Regions from separate parts of the Mus musculus genome. Here region 2 is linked to region 1. Evidence: chromatin contacts called from ENCODE Hi-C or POLR2A ChIA-PET data. All regions are on one chromosome and are shown on one strand. The core of a region is the stretch at or near the end of the contact, and the rest is flanking DNA. Distances in the headings are between cores, read along the strand shown.

Region 1 (5,558 bases), core at 823-3,322:
TACCCAATCATAGGCATATTATTTATAATTTTAAATCAAGTACCAGGCAAGATGGTGGTACCGACTTGTAATCCCAGCATTAGGAAATAGAAGCAGGAAGATGAGTTGTTTAAGGCTAACCCAGGCTACAGAAGACCCTCTTCCAAAAATAAATAAATAAATAAAAATAAATAAATAAATAAATAAATTTTAAAAAAGGAGAACCCCTAAAGTCAAAGTGGGAAAAACCTCGCATAGAACATTTAAAAGATGAAAATGGTCAGTTTCACTGTTAAATCGTAGCAGTGAGGGTGGGACAGGGACATCTCCTAAGCAGAAGACTGTTAGTGTGTGTGTAGAGACTTTGCTCACAGTGTTGTCTCTATTGGGAAAAGGTGGAAATAACCTAAATGTCCTACAACAGGGTATTTATCTATCGGGTAAATTTTTATTTATCCTTATGACAGAAAACAGGTACCCATCACTAACAAGGCTGCATATGGACATTCCAGGACACAGGCTGACTTTCATTATGTATACCCACACAGTTATTTTGATGTAATTTGTAGTCTCTGGTTGCTTTCAGTAGGGTCTCTGTGGGCTTCAAGAGTTACAAAGTTTCTCTCCCTAATCTCATTTTGAATTTTCCATTGGCTGGTCAGAGTGTCTCCACAGAGCAAGTATACATCTGTTGCACAGAGAGCAGGTGTCAGATTCAGAGTCATGTGATCAGAAGGCCCTGGTCTCTAGTGATTCTCTTAATTTGCGACTTCAAATACCTCCGTATTTATTCTAGAGTCTCAATTCCTCCTTCCAAATCCTCCTGCCACCTTGAATCTCCTAGCTCGTCTATGAGGCAGTGACGTTACAGGTACAATCGTCCATTGATGTGTGTATTACAGCTTGCAACATTCAAACTGGGTGCTGTCCTAGACGGACAGCTAGGGTGAGGAAGGTGACACAAGAGAATGACACGGTAGAGGACTGATGTACTTGTGAGTCAGAAGCTGCGAGGAAGCGAATGAAGAAGCCTGAGGGGCCAGAGTTCGGAGATGGAACATGTATACACTAGCCCAGCCGCTAAGAGAAAGAACAAACTGGCAAGGTTTACTCGTGAACACCAGTTAACCCGCTGCCCTTGCCATCCCCTTGGGACCTGGGTCCCCCCTTAGCCACAATTTCCCTATGCTGCCCAGAACTTCTCCAGAGCCAGGCTTTGGGGACTCAGAAATGACTTCAAGACTATCAGAGAGGAACTCTCTCCCTAGGGCTACGTCGAGGATGGAGAGCTGAAGTAGGTGTCATAGAAGGAACCACGGCCACTTCGGAATTTTATCCACTTCTTTGGTGTTAGGTAGTCCCAAGGAATAAGGGTCGCCTTGGTCACCGCTAGCTAGAACCTCGTGTGGCACAGGAAAGCACACCCGCATCTTGTGCCCATGTAAGCAAACACATCATCTCTCCCCATAAGGACAAGGTGTTCCCCCATCACTTCAGACTAGCAAGTGAGCTATTGACATTTTATGGTTACGGAGTCCTTGAGTCCTTCAACGGCTGGCCCTGCAGAGTCCAGGCTGGGAGTTCCTACTGCCCCGTATTTCCAAGTTAGGCCTTCTGCCTCAATTTCCCAGAGCAGCCAAGTGGCAAGTAAGGCGGTACAGGGACATAATCTCTCCCTTCTTGACACTTCATTACCAGACTGATTTTGAGGGTGATTTAGTCCCGGGGACCCTTCTGGAGAGGGAATCAGGTGTTCTAGAGACATAGGGAGTTAGGTGTCTCCCGTGGAGAAGGGGAAGACCATCATAGGAGCCAGCAGGCTGGGAGTCTGCAGAAAGAGGGGGACGGTCTCGGCTTTCCAAGACAGGCAAGGGGGCAGGGGAGTGGAGTGGAGCAAGGGGCGGGCCCGCGGTAGCCCCGGGGCGGTGGCGCGGGCCCGAGGGGGTGGGGAGCACAGCTGCCTTGTACTTCCCCTTCGCCGCTTAGCTCTACAACAGCCTGATTTCCCCGAAATGATGAGGCCGAGTGGGCCAATGGGCGCGCAGGAGCGGCGCGGCGGGGGCGTGGCCGAGTCCGGGCCGGGGAATCCCGCTAAGTGTTTAGATTTCTTCGCGGCGCCGCGGACTCGCCAGTGCGCACCACTCCTTCGTCGAGGTAGGACGTGCTTTCACAGTCTAAGCCGAACCGAACCGAACCGAACCGAACCGAACCGGGCCGAGTTGCGCCGAGGTCAGCCGAGGTGGCCAGAGGGACCCCAGCATCTCGGGCATCTTTCGCTTCGTGCGCGCATCGCGTACCTACACCGCAACTCCGTGCCTCGCTCTCCGGCACCCTCTGCGAATCGCTCCTGCAGCAAAGGTGAGCTCGCCGGAGCTGCGCGGGCACCGACGGGTGCCGTGGAACAAAAGGCGCACGGGACACCAGGAAGTGGGGGCCAGAGACACCCTGGGTCGCGGTGGCGCGCTGGCTCGGGAGGGCGCTGCAAGCGGGCGGGAGGCGGGCCGCGGCGTGCACCGCCCTCTGGCCGCGCTCGGCGGTCTGCGTGCGCGGAGCCGCTGCGGGGCCTCTTGGTAGCCCAGAGTGGCCGTCGCGCGCACCCGCGAGCAGCGCCGGGGGACTCGGATGTCCGCCTGCGCGCACTTTTGGCGGTCGCAGCTTGGCTCCCAGCTCTTGCTTTCGGACGCGCAGTGTTCGGTGCAGAGGTTGGCTCGCTGCCTTGACTGGCTGGACCGGGTCGTGAACTACTGGGCTTTCGGGAGGAGGTGCCACAGGTGTTGCTTGCGCCACTTCTCTTAACAGCAGGGGAAACCAGGCCGGAAGGGGTTGCGCCCCAGCCTGTATGTTGTGGGCACTGGCTGTCAAGAGGGGACATAGACTGGATTGGAGTGGGTGGGTAGAAGTGCCCGAGATGGAGGTTGACTTGCTTGCTTGCACAGCCTGGAAGGTGCAGGGCTGGGGGTGACAAGCAAAAGTAGTCCCTTCCTTCTTCCAAAGATTGAATTTTGAGAGAAAAGTTCTGTCATTGAGATGTCTGTCTTTTGGCTTTTTTTTTTTTTTTGCACATATATCCTGCAACCATCCATCCATCCAGACTTGCTTGGTTGTTTATTCCTGAGACTGACTGGGAGAGACTGAAAAGAATGGGCAGGTGGCTTTGCCCATGATGCTGGAGAGTTTCATTCTACTTCAGGGTCCCTAATCTATGACCTGGGTACCTGGCTGATGGCAGGAGAGTGGGGGAGGGTAATGACCTGGGTGTGAGGACAGGAGAAGGTAATTGAGCGAGCGGCCTTGGGTGGAGCAGGGCAGTGCCCAGGGTTGTTTAACAGACTCCAAACACAGGCCTCTGTCTTTTCCCTCCAGCCACCATGCCAATCACTCGAATGCGGATGAGACCCTGGCTAGAGATGCAGATTAATTCCAACCAAATCCCAGGGCTGATCTGGATCAATAAAGTGAGTGTTATCCTGCGTATTCCTGCCACTGTTTAATGCATGTTCTCTTGGGGCGCCAAATTTCATGAGTGAACGTTAAGAGAGCAGGAAAATGTATTTCCCAGTGGGTGCTGCATGCCAGAACGTGCAAGGTCTGACTTCTGCCTCCTGCTTCTTCCTTCCTGAAGCTGTGGCCAGCTCACCCTCCTAGTGGTACAGTCCTCAGCACCAAAACTTCTCAGCTTCTGCAGAGCCTGGGTTCCTCTCTCTTCCAAGAGAAACACTGTATACATAAGTCTTACATGGCTCCAGTTGGATAGACAAGACAGACAGAAAAGCAGTCGATAGTGGTTAGGAACGGGACTAGTTACGTAGGAGACCCAAGAAGCCACAGCTGGCATGCATGGCAGTATAGCAGCAGCAGTAGCATTGGTGATAATTAATATGTGCTTGGCACCTTTTTTGATATGTTACCAAATTGTGCATTTTAACCGGCATAGTAATCCTGTGAGATGGGTCTCGCGTAAGGAAACTGAGGCACTTTAAGGTAGATTACAAAGTCATGTAAAAAGTGTGAAACCCAAGACCAACTTGAACCAACTTGATTGAAATAGTATACAGTTAACCAGCAGTAACAAGAGTGGTGGTGGTAAGAGCCTCCTGGATCTTGGGGCTGGTGAGCTTGCTCAGCAGGTAAAGGCACCACCTTCCAGTGAGCCTGAAGGCCTAACTTTGATCCCTAGAGTCCTCTCATGGTAGGAGGTTGGCCTCTGACCTGTACATAAGTGCCCTGGCTTGTATCTCTCTCTCCTCTCTCTCTCTCTCTTTCTCTCTCTCTCTCTCTCTCTCTCACACACACACTCACAATACACGCATAAAAATTTAAAAAACAGAACTAAAAAAAAACTTAACTCATGGTGGCTGTTGTTCCCATACATACTTTTTATTAAAAACAAACAGTCCCCCACCCACCCACCCCCACACATACACAAACCTTTTCTCTTTATGTCTTACCTAAGGGGAGAAGAGTAGGGCAATATTACATAGGCAGCCCTCACCCAGGTCTGGTTCAGGGATCCCTTGGGAGTATGAGCAGGAGCCTATCTATGTAGGAGTCACTGTGCCAGGCGTCCTGAGGAGACTCTAAAGCAAGAAGGTCCCATGTTCCAATGCTCGGTAGCCAGAGAGAAGCATCCAAGGCCTGCCAGGCCAGGGCTGAGAAGGGGGTGCTGCTTAGGTTCTCAGCACATCCACAGTGTGGGGCAGGGGTGTCTTTGAGCTTCTGGTGCTGTGGCTCATCAGAACCTAAGCCCCCTACTGCCCTTCCTAAAAGATGCAGAGTGCCCTGTTACAGGCAGCCAAGACGGGTCAATCCAGGCCAGATGTCGGGGTAAAAAGGGGAAGTCAGCCTTTTCCCATACTTGGGGGCTGCGCATCCTCGGTCGCACTCTGAGCTGACTCGGTCTTCTATGTACACTGTTCAGGAAGAGATGATCTTCCAGATTCCATGGAAGCACGCTGCTAAGCACGGCTGGGACATCAACAAGGATGCCTGTCTGTTCCGGAGCTGGGCCATTCACACAGGTGGGCAGGGTGGGGGAGGGGGCAGAGGAGAGACAGGGGGAGACATACACTACCATCAGTGTTCTGGGTGGCCTCTGAGCTCCCTGACACAGCATGCAGAATTACTGGAGCAGGGGGGTGAGATGCACCTATGTTTTTCTAGGACAGAATCATTGTTCTAGCAAGTTCTCAGAGGATTTATAAAGGCAAAAAAAAAAAAATGTTAGAAAGCATGTGTGCTTTAAGGAGTCTGTATAGAATACAGTTCCTAGAAAAAACAGTTGTGAGTCAGGGTACCAAGAGACTTCCATCTTCCTTTCTCAAGGTCCTTGACCTAAGCCCCATCTGGTTGGTGGCCTCCTTTCTTCCCTTCAGGAGTCAGGCCCTCATTCCAATTCAGACCTGTTAGTAACTGTCCTCGGGGCCGGCGCTGTGCCCACTTGTACTGCAGAAACATCAGATAAGGCCTCAGTCCCAGTAGTCTCTGGCTGCTGAGAACCTAAGCAGGGAGACTGTTGAGGTCCAAGTCAGCGCAGTTATGGGGGACGGAGACTCAAGTGAGCCCATTTGAGTCCTTCACAG
Region 2 (5,558 bases), core at 1,077-3,576, 80 kb after region 1:
TGGTGGCTCACAACCATCCGTAACGAGATCTGACGCCCTCTTCTGGAGTGTCTGAAGACAGCTACAGTGTACTTACATATAATAAATAAATAAATCTTTAAAAAAAAAAAAAAACATGTTTGAAGTTCCATTTTATTTTGTGTGCCTGTCTGTGTGCACTTGTAAGCACCACAATGGACATCAGAGAACATCTTGTGGGAGTTGGTTCTCTCTCTCTGCCATGTGGGTCTTGTGGACTGAACTCAGGTCTCTGGACTTGGCGGCAAGCACCTTCGCCTGCTGAGCCACCCCACGTCCATCCCCCTCCTCCTGGTAGTAATTCTTTCTCTAGGCTATTGACTGTGCTTGAGAATAAACCCACTGCCACAGATAGCCAAAATGAAACAGCAAACAAATGAAGACAATTTAAGAGAGAGAAGAGAAAGGAACTAAACTGCATGGTGCCCATCTTCAAGCCCACCACTTAGGAGGCAGAGGCAGGCAGATCTATAAGTTGGAAGCCAGCCTGGTCTACAGAGTGAGTTCTCAGACAGCCAGGGCTACTGTTGAAACTCTGTTTCAAAAAAAACAAAAACAAAAACAAAACAAAAAAAAAAACAAAGCGAGGAAGGAGGGGTGAAGGTAGGAGGGAGCAGGAGAGGGAGAAAGAAACTGGATTGTAAACAAAATACATCAATTAAAAAGTTGTTTTGGAAGGCAGGAGAGATGGCTCAGCGGTTAAGAGCACTGACTGCTCTTCCAGAGGTCCTGAGTTCAATTCCAGCCCCCACATGGGGCTCATACCCATCTGTAATGGGATCCCATGCCCTCTTCTGGAGTGTTTGAAGACAGCGATCATACTTGGAGAGTCTCACTACGTAGCCCTGGCTGTCTGGGAACTTACTATGTAGATCAAGGTTTCCTCAAACCCATAGAGATCAGCCTGCAGCCCTAGAACTAAAGATATGAACTATTATGCCCAGGCCCAAATTTAAATACTTTTTAAAAATTAGTAATTTTAGGCAAAAGACAAAAAGCAAACTTGATTTACAAAATACCTCTTTCTTCCAACCATAAAAACCTCACTCTTTTTTTGTTTGTTTGTTTTTTGTTTTTCAAGACAGGGTTTCTCAGTATAGCCCTGGCTGTCCTGGAACTCACTCTGTAGACCAGACTGGCCTCGAACTCAGAAATCCACCTGCCTCTGCCTCCCAAGTGCTGGGATTAAAGGCGTGCAGCACCACCGCCCAGCAAAACCTCTCTCTTAAGCAGGGTGTTTGGTAAAATTAAGATCCAACATTCCAGCTGAGTGTCTGGAATTCCATAGGATGAAGACAGTGTGGAGCAAAGCTGACCCAGGTTGGGGCTGAGCAACAGGGACCACCAAGGTTGCTGCTGATGTCACAGGAACCTTCTCAGGTGGGGACTTAAAGGGATCGCAGCTGAGGGACAGTCATCACACCAAGCCCAGCAGGTGAAATTCAGGGAGGGCGGGTAGAAGGAAGGAGGGGTGCAGTGACTTTGGCATGAAAAGGCAGAGGTAATCTCAACAACAATACAACATTTGGTAGAAACACTAACAAAATGGGATTAAAAAAAAATAGACCACCAGCCCATTCAAGTCCACTGAGTTTTCTTTAAAGCGTTATTTTTTGTGCCTGTGCATGTGCACAGCTGTGTGTGTGTGTGCCATGAGAGGCCCGAGGAACACATCAGTCTCTGGAGCTGGAGTTCCAGGGGTGGGTTATGAGCTAGGAACGGAACTCATGTCCTCTAGAAAGAAAAGGATGTGTTCTCCACCCGCAAGCATTCGCAGCCCCTGAGGTCTCTCCAGCCCCTCAAAGGACTGAAGCACAAATAAGGTCTTAGGGTAAGTAAGCTATTAAACTAATGGGTTGTGGGTGGGGTGATCAAGGGAGTAGTCTGGCCTTAGGGCTGACAGAAATCGGGATCTGGTGAGCCAGGATAAGTCCCCAGTGGACCCTGAAGCACTACAGAGCAGCTGTGAGAGCGACTAAAGAGCCTAGCACAGATACCTCACACTCCAACATACCACACACCTGCTGAGCTACTGGGGTGCACTTTCCCCACTCCCACCCGGAGTCCTTCATTCCCTGCAACATTAAAAAGATAGCTGGTTTCACAGATTATGGTTTTGTAGACGAATTGTGAATATCAACTAACAACTCCAACACAGAACACATGTGGTTCACATCAGCGCCTACAATCTAACGCAGGAGGCTGCAAAAGCTCACACTCACTCGGGGCTGGCTTCCAGGCAAGTCTTCAGAAGGAGGGAGTCCATTTTCTTCTTTCTTGGCTGTCCAGCCTCCTGACATCACAAGGAGGCCCGGGGCATGCTGCCACCTGCAGGCCAGACATAGAAACACTTAAGACTGACCCAGAGCACTCAGCTAAAGCCACCCACCAAAGCAAGCTCTTCTGGCCCTCCCTACCTCCCTGCCCTTTCTATTTTATTTTATTTTATTTTATTTTATTTTATTTTATTTTATTTTTATTTTGAGACTGGGCTGTGTAGCGCTGGTTGGCCTGGAACTTGCTTTGTGGACCAGGCTGGCCTCAAACCCACAGAGATCTGGATGTCTCTGCCTCCAGAGATTAAAAGGCACAGGCCACCACACCTAGCTGCTGTTTAAATTTTATTTTTTAGACCTTGATATCAAAGCTGGCCTGAAACCTGTGATCCCCCTGCCTCATCCTACGAAGTGCTGAGACTGGGGGTAAGTGCCGCAACATCTGGCAAGTATAAACATTAAAAAAATATTACATGTATGTATTCGTCGACTTGGGAGGGGAGTGTGTGTGTTGGCATGTATGCTCTACAGCGTGTGTGTGGAAGTCAGAGGACAACTTTCAGGAATTTGGTCTTTCCTTCTACTCTGTGGGTCTTGGGGATTGAACTCAGATTATCAGGGTAGAAGAGAAGTGCCTTTACCCCACTGAGCAAGCTTGCCAGTCCCATCCAATTTTTCTTTCTTTTATTTTTCTCCCCCTAACCCCAAGATAAGTCTTTCTACATAGCCTGGCTATCACAGAACTCACTGTATAGACCAGGCTGGCCTCCAACTCAGAGATCTACCTGCCTTAGCCCTCCAAGAGCTAAGATTAACACACCAACCCACAGACATTTCTTAATGACAGCAGCTAACCCACACGCAGCTGTAGACCACATGCTTGGCTTTTATTCATTTATTGAATCCTCAGAGCAACAGGTGAATGTTTTTTAAAAGGTCTCCACCAGTCAGCCTAATGTCAAAATTAGGCTGGGTGATTAAAATGAAGAATGGGGATATCAGCTGATTTCAAAGAGGTTGGTGAGAAATGGAAACCTGGAGATGCTGAGTACCCTGGAGGCTGTTCCCACATCTTCACGAATACAGCACCGCCCTGGTATTTGGGGTGAGAGATGCATACACACAAGATAAATTTCTCCTCTCAGGGCTTCCACTCTACTACTAGAGGTAACACAGGAAAGATGGTAAATGCGGAGCAGGAGCTACACAATGGCTCAGTGGGTAAGTACCTGCACAGGAGCAAGCAAGCAAGCAAGCAAGCAAGCAAGCAAGCAAGCAAACAAGCAAGCATCAAGACCTGAGTTCGATTCCCCAGAACTCATGTAAAGCCAGGTGCAGTGGTGCATGCATCTATACTCCAAACGCTCCTATGGGGAAGCAGGAGATGAGACAGGAGAATCACCAGAAGCTCACAGGCCACTTAGCCAGGAGGGCACAGCACAGAGGCAACCAACCCAGACTCTGCTTCCAGCAAAGTGGAAGGTGAGGACCATAGGCTGAACTTGTCCTTTGATCTTCACACATTCACCATGCCTTGTATATGCACACACACACACACACACACACACACACACATCCATAATACACATGTGCACATGCACACTCACAGACACACATGCTGAGCACGAGCAAAGTATAGGCGGTAGAAAACGAGATCAACAAACAAATCTCGTGTATATTCCTTTGTCTTCAAGAGCTCCCTGACCATGTCAGGTTTTGCTTGCAACTGCATGTCGGGCACCTGCTAGGGATACAATCATAGGCAAGCTTTAGCCAGGCTCTTAGCTCCTATGGAGTCTTTACATAGTAACTGTGGTCCCTGCCGCCTAGAGTGTTACCACAGGAATATTTGCTACTCTCTGTAGAGTGAGGACATCTTGGGTGGGGTGGAGACCTGCAGTAGGGAGCATGCTCTGTGTACAGGTTAGGTCACAGACAGGAAGCGGTGTGGAGGCAGCAGGCGGCTAAGAAGGGGCGTGGCCAGCCTTTCAGTGCACTTGATGCCAAACAGTCGTATCCTCTGTGAACCACAGCAACTCTCAGGGTCCTGGGCAGAGAGGAATAATGTGCTCAGATGTGTGTTTTTAAAAGATTATGCTAGGTAGTGAGTTGAAAGGCAATCATCTCTCCAATGATGTGGATGTCTGAATTCCTGAGACTGTCATATGCTCCTGCACACAGACAAGGGGGTGATGCAGATGTGAGTGAGTGTCTTGAGAAGGAGAGAGCATTCAGGTGAATGTATTAATCACAGTTCCTCCTTAGGGGTTCCTGAAAGAATTCGATACTGCCAGACTCTTCCAGAACCCTTAAATAATGACTGTGTTATTTTAAGCCACCGAGTGGTGTGTGCATGAGCAAATGACAGAGGACAATTTGTGGAATTTGCTTCTCTCTCTTATGTGCGATCGAACTCAGGTCCTAAGACCTGGATAGCAGCAGTGGGAGATGATGAGGCTGTGTGTCAGAGAGCAGCCTTCGCTTCAGTGAAGAGCCAGCTCTAGTACCCGGAAAAGACTGGGAGATGATTAGGAAGGCTGCTTCCCTGCAATGTGCCCCCTGCTCCAGTCCCCTTGCTGCATGCAGGGTCACAGGGGCCTAACTGGATTCTAAGAGCATAAAGAGACCAAGGCCTGCCTGCAGATGGCAAATCTGGCAGACTTAGGGGCAGGGGAAAGTTCACTCTGTGTGTGTGTGTGTCTATGTATGTATGTGTGTTAATATATAAAAATGGTTTGTTTGCAAATGGTATGTGTATGCCTGGTGCAGGTGGAGGCCAGAAAACAAAGCACTAGAGCCCCTGGAACAGGAGTGATGGAACCATGAGCCACCATGTGGGTACTGGGAATTGAGCCTGGCTCCTCTGAAGAACAGCCAGTGCTCTTAACCACTGAGCCATCCCTCAAACTCTCAAGTTTTTGTTGTTGTTTGTTTTTAAATTTTACATGTATGTATGGATGTTTGCCTACATGTAGGTCTGTATAGCACATGTATACAGTGCCCATGGAGGCCAAAGGAAGACACTGATCCCCTGGAACTAGAGCTACAGACAGTGGTTTGCTACCATATGGGTGCTGGGAATTGAACCTCTAGAAGAGGAGCCGTAACTCCTGAGCCATATCTCCATCACACTGGTTCTTGAAACAAGGTCTCATGTTTCTCAGGCTGGCTTCAAACTCAAGTAACCAAGCATGATCTTGATCTTCCTGCTTCTGCCTCCCAAGCTGGGGGATTAGAGGGGCTTGCTATCACACTTTTTAATTT

The links. Hi-C counts contacts between places; a loop is a spot of excess contacts on that map. ChIA-PET counts read pairs that join two places held with the same protein, here RNA polymerase II (POLR2A).
Region 2: a loop to region 1 is called in a map of gastrocnemius, with 4 times the contacts of the local background. The contact joins the enhancer-like site here to the promoter of Irf1 in region 1. A Hi-C loop is called at or near these places in 12 of 37 maps with a recorded cell type or tissue (CH12.LX, T-helper 1 cell, T-helper 17 cell and 6 more). POLR2A ChIA-PET finds 5 or more read pairs at or near these places in 4 of 5 experiments (Patski and embryonic stem cell).

Annotation. Positions count from the first base shown.
Region 1 is chr11:53,767,942-53,773,499 of GRCm38, forward strand. It overlaps Irf1 (interferon regulatory factor 1), which reads left to right and starts at 2,073. Exons shown (of 10, transcript NM_008390.2): 1 at 2,073-2,337; 2 at 3,343-3,434; 3 at 4,898-4,997. The coding sequence starts at 3,348.
Region 2 is chr11:53,847,765-53,853,322 of GRCm38, forward strand. Gm12216 (predicted gene 12216) reads right to left here. Exons shown (of 4, transcript NR_033332.1): 2 at 2,241-2,346. Among named protein-coding and RNA genes, the nearest start is that of Gm12216, 8.7 kb to the right of the region's middle. Within about 2 kb of position 2,327, at least 2 of the 3 ENCODE cell types and tissues checked have a DNase peak (open chromatin) inside an H3K27ac peak, as active enhancers do; they include gastrocnemius, where a contact is called at or near this core.